Regions from separate parts of the Homo sapiens genome. Here region 1 is linked to region 2. A link is an interaction called in ENCODE POLR2A ChIA-PET data of the cell type or tissue named here. Cell type or tissue: Panc1. All regions are shown on one strand. Each heading gives the region's core, and the rest is flanking DNA. Links, peaks and the distances in the headings are about the cores only. Region 1 overlaps PKD1L1 (polycystin 1 like 1, transient receptor potential channel interacting). Region 2 overlaps TNS3 (tensin 3).

Region 1 (5,384 bases), core at 229-5,228, 540 kb before region 2:
TACTGAAGTGTTTGTTTGGTTTTTGGTGTTTTTTTTTTTTTTTTTTGGTTTGTTTGTTTGTTTGTTTTTGAGACAGAGTTTCATTCTTGTTGCCCAGGTTGGAGTGCAATGGTGTGATCTCCGCTCACTGCAACCTCTGCCTCCCGGGTTCAAGTGATTCTCCTGCCTCAGCCTCCCGAGTAGTTGGGATTACAAGTGCGCATCACCACGCCCAGCTGATTTTGTATTTTTAAGTAGAGATGGGGTTTCACCATGTTGGTCAGGCTGGTCTCAAACTCCCAACCTCAGGTGGTCCGCCCATCTCGGCCTCCCAAAGTGCTGGGATTACAGGTGTGAGCCACCGTGCCTGGCCAAAGTGTTTGTTTTTAATGAGATGCAGGGTGAAAGTGTTATGTAGGAGTTTTTACTAAGAGACCAGGTGGTGTTGTGGAATTAAGCACATTGACCCTTTTTAGTCCCAGGCTACCTCCTTGCAGTGACAAGGATGTTTTGCACAAATTGAGTAAACTCTTGATAGAAATTTGACTAAAACCTTTGAGAGAGAAGAAAAAAATGAGAAATCCCTATTTTGTTTTTATCTCCTAGATTCTCTGAGAAACCTACTCCCTCTGATTTTCTTGTGAAGCAGATCTACTTCTGGGATGAGTCAATTGTGCAGATTTATATACCTGCTGCTTCTCAGAAAGGTCAGTGAACAGGGCGCCTTATTTTCCCTTTCTGTTTACATGATTAAAACATCCCCTATAACCTTTGTATGTATAGTGGTGTTTTTCTTTATTCATGACAAAAACATCAGAATCCTTTCTCTGCTTGCTTATAAACAAACTGCTCCACTATAGATCCCACACATGGAAACTGCCCCATGATGAGCGCCATCCTTGTGATGCAGTGGCTGGTGCTGCTCACTGCCCTACCCATCTCTTCCCAGGTGGTCTCTGGCGCCTCCTCCTGATCCTTAGGGCTCTGCTTGTGCTCAGGCTAAGTCTTTGCCTGAAGCACCCTCCTGCCTTGCTTCCCTCAAACTAACCTCTGCTGAGCTTCCCTGACCTCAGAGTTGACCCAGGACTTCTGAGACGTCTCTGTGTCTCACGTATCAATAGGGCACAGGACCCCCTCTGAAGCAGTGTGGGGGCAGAGTGTGAAGTTTGGGGCTCACCCCTTCTCCGTGGTCTGCCCCTGGTGGCTTAGGATTCTGAGCCTCAGTAACCCCTTCCCCAAAAAAGCAAGAAACTGGAGCTCAGTGGGCTGAAGTGGCACCCACAGGCAACTCACCAGACACGCGCCTTACACTGACTTCCACAGGCCCTGGCCCTGGAGAGGAGCTGGCTTCTGACTGTCAGTGAGTGCGCCAGACCCATTGTCTCTACATGTTTACTGGGATATAGTTATTTTCTTCTGAGAACCAGTATTTGTTTCTTTTAAAAATGAATCAAACTGTATTGCTCATCAAATTCAAATTCTCAATGGTATTTTTTAATGTTGCATTTCATGTGTTCTTTTTCACAGTTTTTATTGTAATTTCAAGCTGATAGAAAATTAGAAAAATACGCACAACATATACCCATATCCTTTTCCTTGAGATTCACCATTTGTTGATTTCTGCCACATTTGCCTTATCTGCATGTGTACAGGTGTGCACATGTGGGTGGGGGATGTTTTTGAGGGAGAGGACAAGCCGTTAGAGAGAAAGTTGCAGGCCCCATGACATACCACCCCTGAATACTTAAACATCTCATGAAAACAAGGGCATTCCCTACAAAACTCAGTACATTATCATAAGGAAAAGAAATCAACATTAATTCAAGAATATCTATTCTGTTATCCACATTTAAATTTTTAAAATCCCCCCAAATGCCTTCTATAGCTCTTTATATTTTTTAATCAGAAGTAGGTCAAAGTTCATGAATGCATTTTGTTGCTGTGTTTTTATATAGTCCCTTTAAAAATCTACAACACCCTCCCAATTTTTGCCTTTTTTTCAGACTTTTTTTTATGAGCTTAGGTTAGTTATTTTCTGCATGTTGTACATTCAGGAAATTGCCTGACTGTTTCCTCATGATTAAATTCAGTTCACAGATGATTGGCAGCATATTCCATAGGCGATGGTGCTAAGTTTGGTAATTTGCTTGGGGAAAGAACCTCCAATCTCTCCATTTTCCCCTTTGTGAGATGATACTTTTGAGACCACCTTAGTATCTTCTTGCCTTACAAACTGTCACCCCATGATTTTAAGGATCCATGGGTGATATAGGTACATAGAAGGCTACAAAACGGTGATTTGCTAATTCCACCATGAATTAGCTGGCATTCTTCAGTAAAGAAGAGCTTCAGTCTCTCTCTGTCTTACTCTTGCTCTCTTGTCTCTATGGTGCATGGTGTTTCTTAAAAATTCAATGTGTTAAAAAAAAAATTCAATGTGTTTAGTTCACCTCCATTATTTTACTTTTTGATGCACAAATTATTCCAGTGGGAGCTCCTCCAAGATGCTTCCTGAGGTTTTCTTGACATGACATCACAATCCTCAAGTGCTTCTTTACTTTCTGGGACACCAGCGTGTCCTGGCTTATCCTGTGTTTGGCCAGCCCTTCCTTGGAACCGGCCATGTCCTCAATGAGGCTTGGCTCATTGATGGGAAATGACATTAGAACACAAGAACTGCGCATCACATTTGCTCATTGCTATTGGGGCGTCACTGATTTAACGTCTGTGTGTGTGTGTGTATGTGTGTGTAAAATGAGTTAATCACAATGCCTTAATTCAAATCCAACACCCAGGGTTCCTTATTACTTTCTCCCATTGTGTGTTCAGATCCCCATTCTCCTACAGTGAGAATTCCAGTTGCCAAAATATGAGAACTTGAGAGCCAGTTTCCAAAGAGCAAAATTCACTTTGCTCTATCCTACAGTATACACCAAATCGTTTTAGAATTAAAGCACCTGTACCCCTAACAATCACAAACCTACCAGATAAAGTTCAATATTTCTTTCTAGATTTTTTGTTTAGTTTTGACTTTACATTCTTACATGATATATTACAGTAAGAGCACATAGTCAAAAGTTAGTTGAATTAATTATTTTCTCTGTGGGTTTTTGCTATACGTTTTATATACAGCTAGGTTCACTTTTTTGCATGTACTTAATGCTAAGCCTTACTTTTATCCTTTTTTTTTTTTTTTTTTTTGAGACAGAGTCTTGCTCTTGTTGCCCAGGCTGGAGTGCAATGGTGTGATCTCGGCTCACTGCAACCTCTGCCTCCTGGGTTCAAGCGATTCTCCTGCCTCAGCCTTGTGGGTAGCTGAGATTACAGGCATGCACCACCAGACCCAGCTAATTTTTGTATTTTTAGTAGGGACAGGGTTTCACCATGTTGGTCAGGCTGGCCTTGAACTCCTGACCTCGGGTCATCCATCCTCCTTGGCGTCCCAAAGTGCTGGGATTACAGGCGTGAGCCACGGCGCCCGTCCCCATTTTTTAACATTAATTTATGTTTTGAATTTGTGAGACATTTTTATTGTTCAGATGTCTAAAGCACATTTAAAGATGTATGTATTCAGAGCTAAATCTTTCAACAGCCTTATTCTTATACCTTGTTATCACCTAGTCCTTATAGGTAATTGTTTTCATTTGTTTCCTTTATTTTATTTTATTTCAGTAGTTTTTGGGGAACAGGTGGTTTTTGGTTACATGAATAAGTTCCTTAGTGGTGATTTGTGAGATTTTGGTGCACCCATCACCCGAGCAGTATACCCTGCACCCTATGTGTAGTCTTTTATCTCTCACCCCCTCATCCTTACCCCTAAGTCCCCAAAGTCCTATTATGTCATTCTTATGCCTTTTCATCCTGATAGCTTATCTCCCACTTATAAGTGAGAACATAAAATATTTGGTTTTCCATTCCTGAGTTACTTCACTTAGAATAATGGTCTCCAACTCCATCCAGGTTGCTGCAAATGCCATTATTTTGTTCCTTCTTATGGCTGAGTAGTATTCCATGGTGCATACATACCATATTTTCTTTATCCACTCGTAGGTTGATGGGCATTTAGGTTGGTTCTGTTGTACTAGTTTACATTCCCACAGGCAGTGTAAAAGTATTCCCTTTTCACCACATACACAACCAAAATCTATTATTTTTTGACTTTTAAAAATTATGGCCATTTTTGCAGGAGTAAGATGGTATCTCATTGTGGTTTTAATTTGCATTTCCCTATTACTTAGTGGTGTTGAGTATTTTTTAGCCATTTACATATCTTCTTTTGAGAATTGTCTGTTCAGGTCCTTGCCCACTTTTTGATGGGGTTATTTGTTTTTTCTTGCGATTTGTTTGAGTTCCTTATGAATTCTGGATACCAGTCCTTTGTCAGATGCATAGTTTGCAAATTTTTTCTCCTACTCTGTTGCTTGTCTGCTTACTCTGCTGATTATTTCTTTTGCTTTGAAGGAGCTTTTTGGTTTAACTAGGTCCTATCTATTTATTTTTGTTTTCATTGCATTTGCTTTTGGGTCTTGGTCATGAATTATTTGCCTAAGCCAATGTCTAGAAGAGTTTTTCTGATGTTATCTTTTAGAATTTTTACAGCTTCAAGTCTTAGATTTAAGTCTTTGATCCAGCTCGAGTTGATTTTTTACATAAAATGAGAGATGAGGATCCAGTTTTATTCTTCTACACGTGGCTAGCCAATTATCCCAGCACCATTTGTTGAATAGGGTGTCCTTTCCTCACTTTATGTTTTTGTTTGCTTTGTCAAAAATCAATTGGCTTTAGGTATTTGGCCTTATTTTTGGGTTCTGCATTCTGTTCCATTGGTCTACATGCCTATTTCTATGCCAGTAGCATGCTGTGTTGGTAACTATAGCCTCGTTGTATAGTTTGAAGTCTGGTAATGTGATGCCTCCAGATTTGTTCCTTTTGCTTAGTATTGCTTTGGCTATGTGATTCCATATGAATTTTAGGATTGTTTTGTCTAGTTCTGTGAAGAACAATGATTATAATTTTTTTTTTCTTTTGAGACTGGAGTTTCACTCTTGTTGCCCAGGCTGGAGTCCAATGGCACGATCTTGGCTCACCACAACCTTCACCTCCTGGGTTCAAGTGATTCTCCTGCCTCAGCCTCCTGAGTAGCTGGGATTACAGGCATGCGCCACCACACCCGGCTAATTTTGTATTTTTAGTAGAGACAGAGTTTCTCCATGTTGGTCAGGCTGGTCTCGAACTCCCGACCTCAGGTGGTCCACCTCAGCCTCCCAAAGTGCTGGGATTACAGGCGTGAGCCACTGCGCCCAGCCTCGATGATTATAATTTTATGGGAATTGTTTTCCTGATGTTTCTTTTTGGGAAAATAAGCCCATGCATACCCACATTATTTCCCCTTATTTCTTACACTC
Region 2 (5,384 bases), core at 276-5,275:
AATTATTCATCCTCCCTTTTAGCCTACTAATGAACCCTCTGTGGTGGGTAGCAGTATTAATCCTATTTATCGGTGAGGTGGTAAACTGAGAAAGGTAAAACAAATTACTTTAAATTCAAACACAAACCTCCGGCTTGTTGAGCTATTTTTATTATTCCACAGTTATGTTTTAAACATACTCTCATAGCATATTTTTTTTTTGCTCTTTTTCATTTTAAATACTCTTAAGTCTTGGGGATATTAATTTATAGAGTTTTCAATAATTTATAATTATTGAATAATTGATAAGTTAACTTTAATTTCAGTGAATTGTTCGTCTTTAAATATGAAAGATTAGAGATGTATGCTTCAGGTCAGGATGGAGTAACAGAGACTTGATTTATTATCCTGACTGAACAAACAAAAAATGGACAAACTATATGAAATAATGGCTTCCAAGCCAATGGGCATCAGGCAGTGAAAGACAACGATCCCTGAAAAGTAAGAAACAAACATGGTGACAGTACAGTTGTCCCAGTTTACCGCCTAGACAAAGTTTCCAGGTGTAAGGCAGGGAGAGGAAACTCACGCAGAATCTGGGAGACTCTGAGTTGGGCATTTGGAGTTGAAACTCCAGGGGACCACAATGACTTGCAGGATGGAGAGAAGGCTGAACAGAGAGAGAGCTGTTGGAGATCTGCAGAGGATCCGCCATACGTATTCAACTGAGCGTTGGGTAGGAGGACATTAGGGACATTGAAGGCCAGGGAAAGAACCAAATGAAAAGATTGGAAAGAGAGGCTAACCCAGTGCTAACTCAAAGCTGGGAAGAGTGCCTGTTCTCATGAGCAAGAGAGGAAAGTATCAAGATTCACTGGGCATTGAGTGATATACAGAAGGGTTTTGCCCAGTAGTGGGGGATAACTTGCACTAGATGGAGCATGACTCCAGGCCTTCCTAACAAATGTGAAGAGCAAGACCCAAAAAGATAAAAATGTTTCTAAGCAACTTAACTGCATCCCAGAATAAAGTTCAAGAATATTTATAAGAATACAAAAATATCCAGCATCCAAAAACATAAAATCACAGTGTCTGGCATTCAATCAAAAATTACCAGGCAATCAAAGAAGCCTGAAAATAGCAATATAGTTAAGAGAGAAAGCAAAACAAAACTAATGAGGACACAAAACTAATGTTAAGATTATGAACATTAAGACAAGGACATTAAGACATTTATTTTTACTATGTTTAATGTGTTCAAAAAGTTAAGTAGAGTCGTGGAACATATAAAAAGACCCAAACCAAACTTCACTGGAGAGAGAAACTCCAGTGTCTGAAATGAAAAATAACCTAGATGGATTTAACATTTGGCTGATTTTGGATAAAATTACAAAAGCAATTCAATGAAGAATAGATAGTCTCAACAAATGGTAGTGGTACCATTGAATATCCATATTTAAAAAACTAAACTTTGTTGATATATATGCCTCACACCATGTGTAAAAATTAACTGAAAATGGATCATAGGCTTATGTTTATAGTTTCTTCCAAAACTATTACACTTTTGGAAGAAAACAGAAAAACATGTTTTGTGACTGGATTAGGCAGATACTATTTTAGATACAACACCAAACACACTATTCCTAAAAGAACAAATTGATAAACTGGACTTAAATTACAAGATTTTGTTCTTCAAAAGATTCTTAAGTGAATATATGCACAGGCAACAGACTCAGAAGAAATATTTGCAAATCATATATATGATAAGGGACTTGCATCTAAAATATATAAAGAACTCTTACAACTGAGTGTTAAGAAAGCAAACAACCTAGTGAAAAAAAGGAAAAGGATTTGAACAAACATTTTACCAGAGAACACATAAAAATGCCTATTAATAAGCATACAAAAAGATGTTCAACATCATTAGTAATTAATAAAGTTGCAAATTAAAAACACAGTGTTATACCACTACGCCAGCACTAGAATGGCTAAAATTCGAAATGCCAACCATACCAAGTAGGGGCAGGATTGATGGTGGGGATGTGAAATGCTGCAAGTATTCTGGGAAGCAGCTTTGCATTTTCTTAAAAAGTTACATAGACACTTACCATATGGTCCAGCCATTCCATCCCTAGGTATTCACCCAAAAGTGTCTAAAAATACTCATTGCAGCTTTATATGTAGCAGCCCCATAGTGGCAACAACCCAAGTGTCCATCAACAGGTAAATGGACAGAGAAAATGTGATATGTCCATACAATGGAAAAGTACTCACCGTTGAAAAGCAATGAGCTATGTATACATTCTACAATGTGGCGGAATCTCAAAATAATTTCTTAAGTGAAAGTAGAGGAAAAAAAGAGTTTATATGAATGATTTTATTCATGTAGAATTTTAGGAAATGCACACTAAAGCAAAGTGACATAAACCAGATGAGCAGGAGAAGGGGCTGGAGGAAACTCTTGGAATGATGATGTAACTGTTAATTATCTCAATCATGATGATGGTTTCATGGACGTTTACATATGACAAACTGACCGAATTATTTACTTTAAGCATATCCAGTTTTTTGTATATTAGTTATACCTCAATATATAAAGGTGTGGTTTTTAAAGTTTCATGAAAAATTAAACATTTAAAGTTCACTTTTTCTCTACCAAGGTCTATTAGATAACTTAGGATAGTTGTTAATTTAGGCATAACTCCAGACATTTTGTGTGCTGATTAATATATTTTAAAATTCTAGGCCACGCGTGGTGGCTCACACCTGTAATCCCAGCACTTTGGGAGGCCAAGGCGGGCAGATCACGAGTTCAGGAGATCGTAGCCATGCTTGCTAACATGATGAAACCCCGTCTCTACTAAAAATACAAAAAGAAATTAGCCGGGTGTGGTGGCAGGTGCCTGCAGTCCCAGCTACTCGGGAGGCCGAGGCAGGAGAATGGCGTGAACGCGGGAGGTGGAGCTTGCAGTGAGTCGAGATCACGCCACTGCACTCCAGTCTGGGCGACAGAGCGAGACTCCGTCTCCAAAAAAAAAAAAATTCTCTAAGGTTTCCTTAGGAAAAGAATTCGTGCTAAATAAAAATAGTAATTTTTAATTCATATTGAAATGACGTGTGACCAAAAAAGTGCTTCACTTCACATATGTGGGGATACCATATAATTTTTAGAATGTTCATTCTGTCTTGGTAGAGATGGAGCTTGTTTACCTCATTGGAGTGAAGTGCATTCCATTTGTGAATTGATAGTGCAAATTCTGTAGAGATCAATTTTTTTTAAAAAACCAGGATATTACATCCTGTATGTGGAGGTAATTTAGTTGAGTGGTCAGGGCTTTCCCTTGCTTTTTTTGGATATAATTCCTCACTGGTCTGAATAATCCACAGACCAGTGCTCATTGGCACCTGGATTAATGAAAACCCCCTAGGTATTTCATCTTCAGAAATCACATATGCTGTTGATAATTCCTTTCAGAGTATTCTTAGTAAATGTCATTTTTATAAAGTGTGATTCTGGTATTCAGTTTTATTATTGGTTTTCATTTGAAGGGTAAAGAAGGTAGCCTTTTTTTCAGTATAATTAAAATAACACATATTTCAAGCATGTGAGGTGATAGTCCTGTGAGTTGTAGGGAAAACAGCATTATTTGGAAATCTCTAAATTTCAATACCCTCTCCAGGAAATGAATAATATGGAGTTTTTTTCTACATTAATATTCTCTTATCAATCCTCATTAGTTTTGAAACAGAAAACAAACTGACCAGTATTTCTAATAATATTATTTTACTGACCATGGTAGATTTGTCCATTTCTTGAAGCCTGGTTTAAAAAAAGAAAAAATATAAAAGGTAAGATGTTTTAAATATCCAGAAATAATGCAGCTGCTGGGCAAGAAACCAAACAGAAATTCTGTCAGAGGAATGTGCCTGGGCTCAGGCATGGGACACAAGCAGGTTTGCGTTCTGGCCCACCTGCGAGGGTGGCTTCTGCACCCCACGGTGTGGCCTTTGAAGCAGCGGGGTTTGACCTGGAAAGCAGCAGCATGGGTTTGCACCCTCATAGTGCTCGATGTTGATGGCCCAGTTACCAGCTGGGGGGAGGGTAGGGACCAAAGGAAGGTGGAGGACACCTAGGCCGCCCGGCTGCCGCAGGGCCTGCACTTATGGTCTTTATTGGGAGAAGTCGCCTGCTGGTTTGCAGAGGAAAGGCCATGCCAATTCTAAAGTGAGGTGCAGCCTAGATCATGGAGTGGAGAGTACATTACAGGACATCAGCCTTTGTGGGGGATGGGGCTGGGAGGACCAGCCCAGGCGGCCCAATGTGCATCTCCTCACATGACCAGCTCGTGGTAATGGGCTGGACACTGTGGGGGACTGAATTAGGTCGCTTTATTTTTGGAAACAGTGATGGGTGAGAATAAACCCATGCTTGTGGGTGCAGGGCTGGCCGCCTCCTCCAGCCTATTACGGGTAGTGATGTCATGTTCAGTATGGCCATGGATGACAGAAAGCCTCAAAGTCAGCACTGTTTCTTGTGGAACATGCAAAAGCAGCAGAGATTATGACTTCTCCAGTCCTACAACCGAGGTCTCTCTGCTTCCTGTGTTCCCGCTACAGAACCACGAAGCTGCCCTGAGACGCTCACTCACGCTGTGGGGATGTCAGAGAGCCCCATCGGACCCAAATCCACGATGCTCCGGGCTGATGCGTCCTCGACGCCCTCCTTTCAGCAGGCTTTTGCTTCTTCCTGCACCATTTCCAGCAACGGCCCTGGGCAGAGGAGAGAGAGGTAAGAAGATGGATCTTTAAACTTGGCACAAGTTCCCCTTAAAGACCCAGAATGCTGAGAGGCATGTGGGACCAGCGGGGGCTTGCTCTTCAGAGAAGCTGAAGCTAGACCAGGCAGGGACTGGCCTGAAGATGGGGCGGGGCAGGGGACCAGGGCTGTGTGCACGACACTGCTACCGCCGGGGACAGGTGTATGTGGTGACATACGAGAAAATATAGGGACATACAGGAAATACAGGAAAAATCAGTCTTAGAGGGCTTCTGGTTTACAGAAAGACCTGGGGGTGGGAGAGGGTGGGTATTAACAGGGAAAAATGGCCTATTTCTGCTTCACAAAGATACTACCCCTGAGGACATTCATACGTGAGACCATTCCACTTGCTCAGAGTAGGAATAAGTTTCTTTATGCTTTGTTGTATGAACACGTAGCTCCCTATTTAACTTTTTAAATTCTACCTCTGTTCTCCTTAAAATAAAAGAGGAGCCCTCATTTAAGGACATTACGCATAGACTCTGTACCCATGAATGTTCCATTGCTAGTGAAATACGTGTGTCACGTGGTGTGGTTTTAGCTGTCTTTCCGTACTCGTAAGTGGTTGGTAATTTCCAGTAGTCTT

What was found. Peaks named below come from ENCODE experiments on the same cell type or tissue, not always from the same donor. Only the 100,000 strongest peaks of a DNase experiment are listed, where the experiment ranks them.
Region 1: POLR2A ChIA-PET joins it to region 2 with 9 read pairs; 3 of 35 experiments call an interaction of 5 or more read pairs at or near these places.

What each region holds. Positions count from the first base shown.
Region 1 is chr7:47,848,429-47,853,812 of GRCh38, reverse strand. It overlaps PKD1L1 (polycystin 1 like 1, transient receptor potential channel interacting), which reads left to right. Exons shown (of 57, transcript NM_138295.5): 31 at 586-686. Among named protein-coding and RNA genes, the nearest start is that of PKD1L1-AS1, 56 kb to the right of the region's middle. In Panc1, for the core only: a CTCF peak has its summit at 938; no DNase peak of the experiment used is centred there; H3K27ac peaks cover 2,257 bases.
Region 2 is chr7:47,304,216-47,309,599 of GRCh38, reverse strand. It overlaps TNS3 (tensin 3), which reads left to right. Exons shown (of 31, transcript NM_022748.12): 21 at 4,597-4,768. Among named protein-coding and RNA genes, the nearest start is that of SNORD151, 160 kb to the left of the region's middle. In Panc1, for the core only: no CTCF peak of the experiment used is centred there; no DNase peak of the experiment used is centred there; H3K27ac peaks cover 451 bases.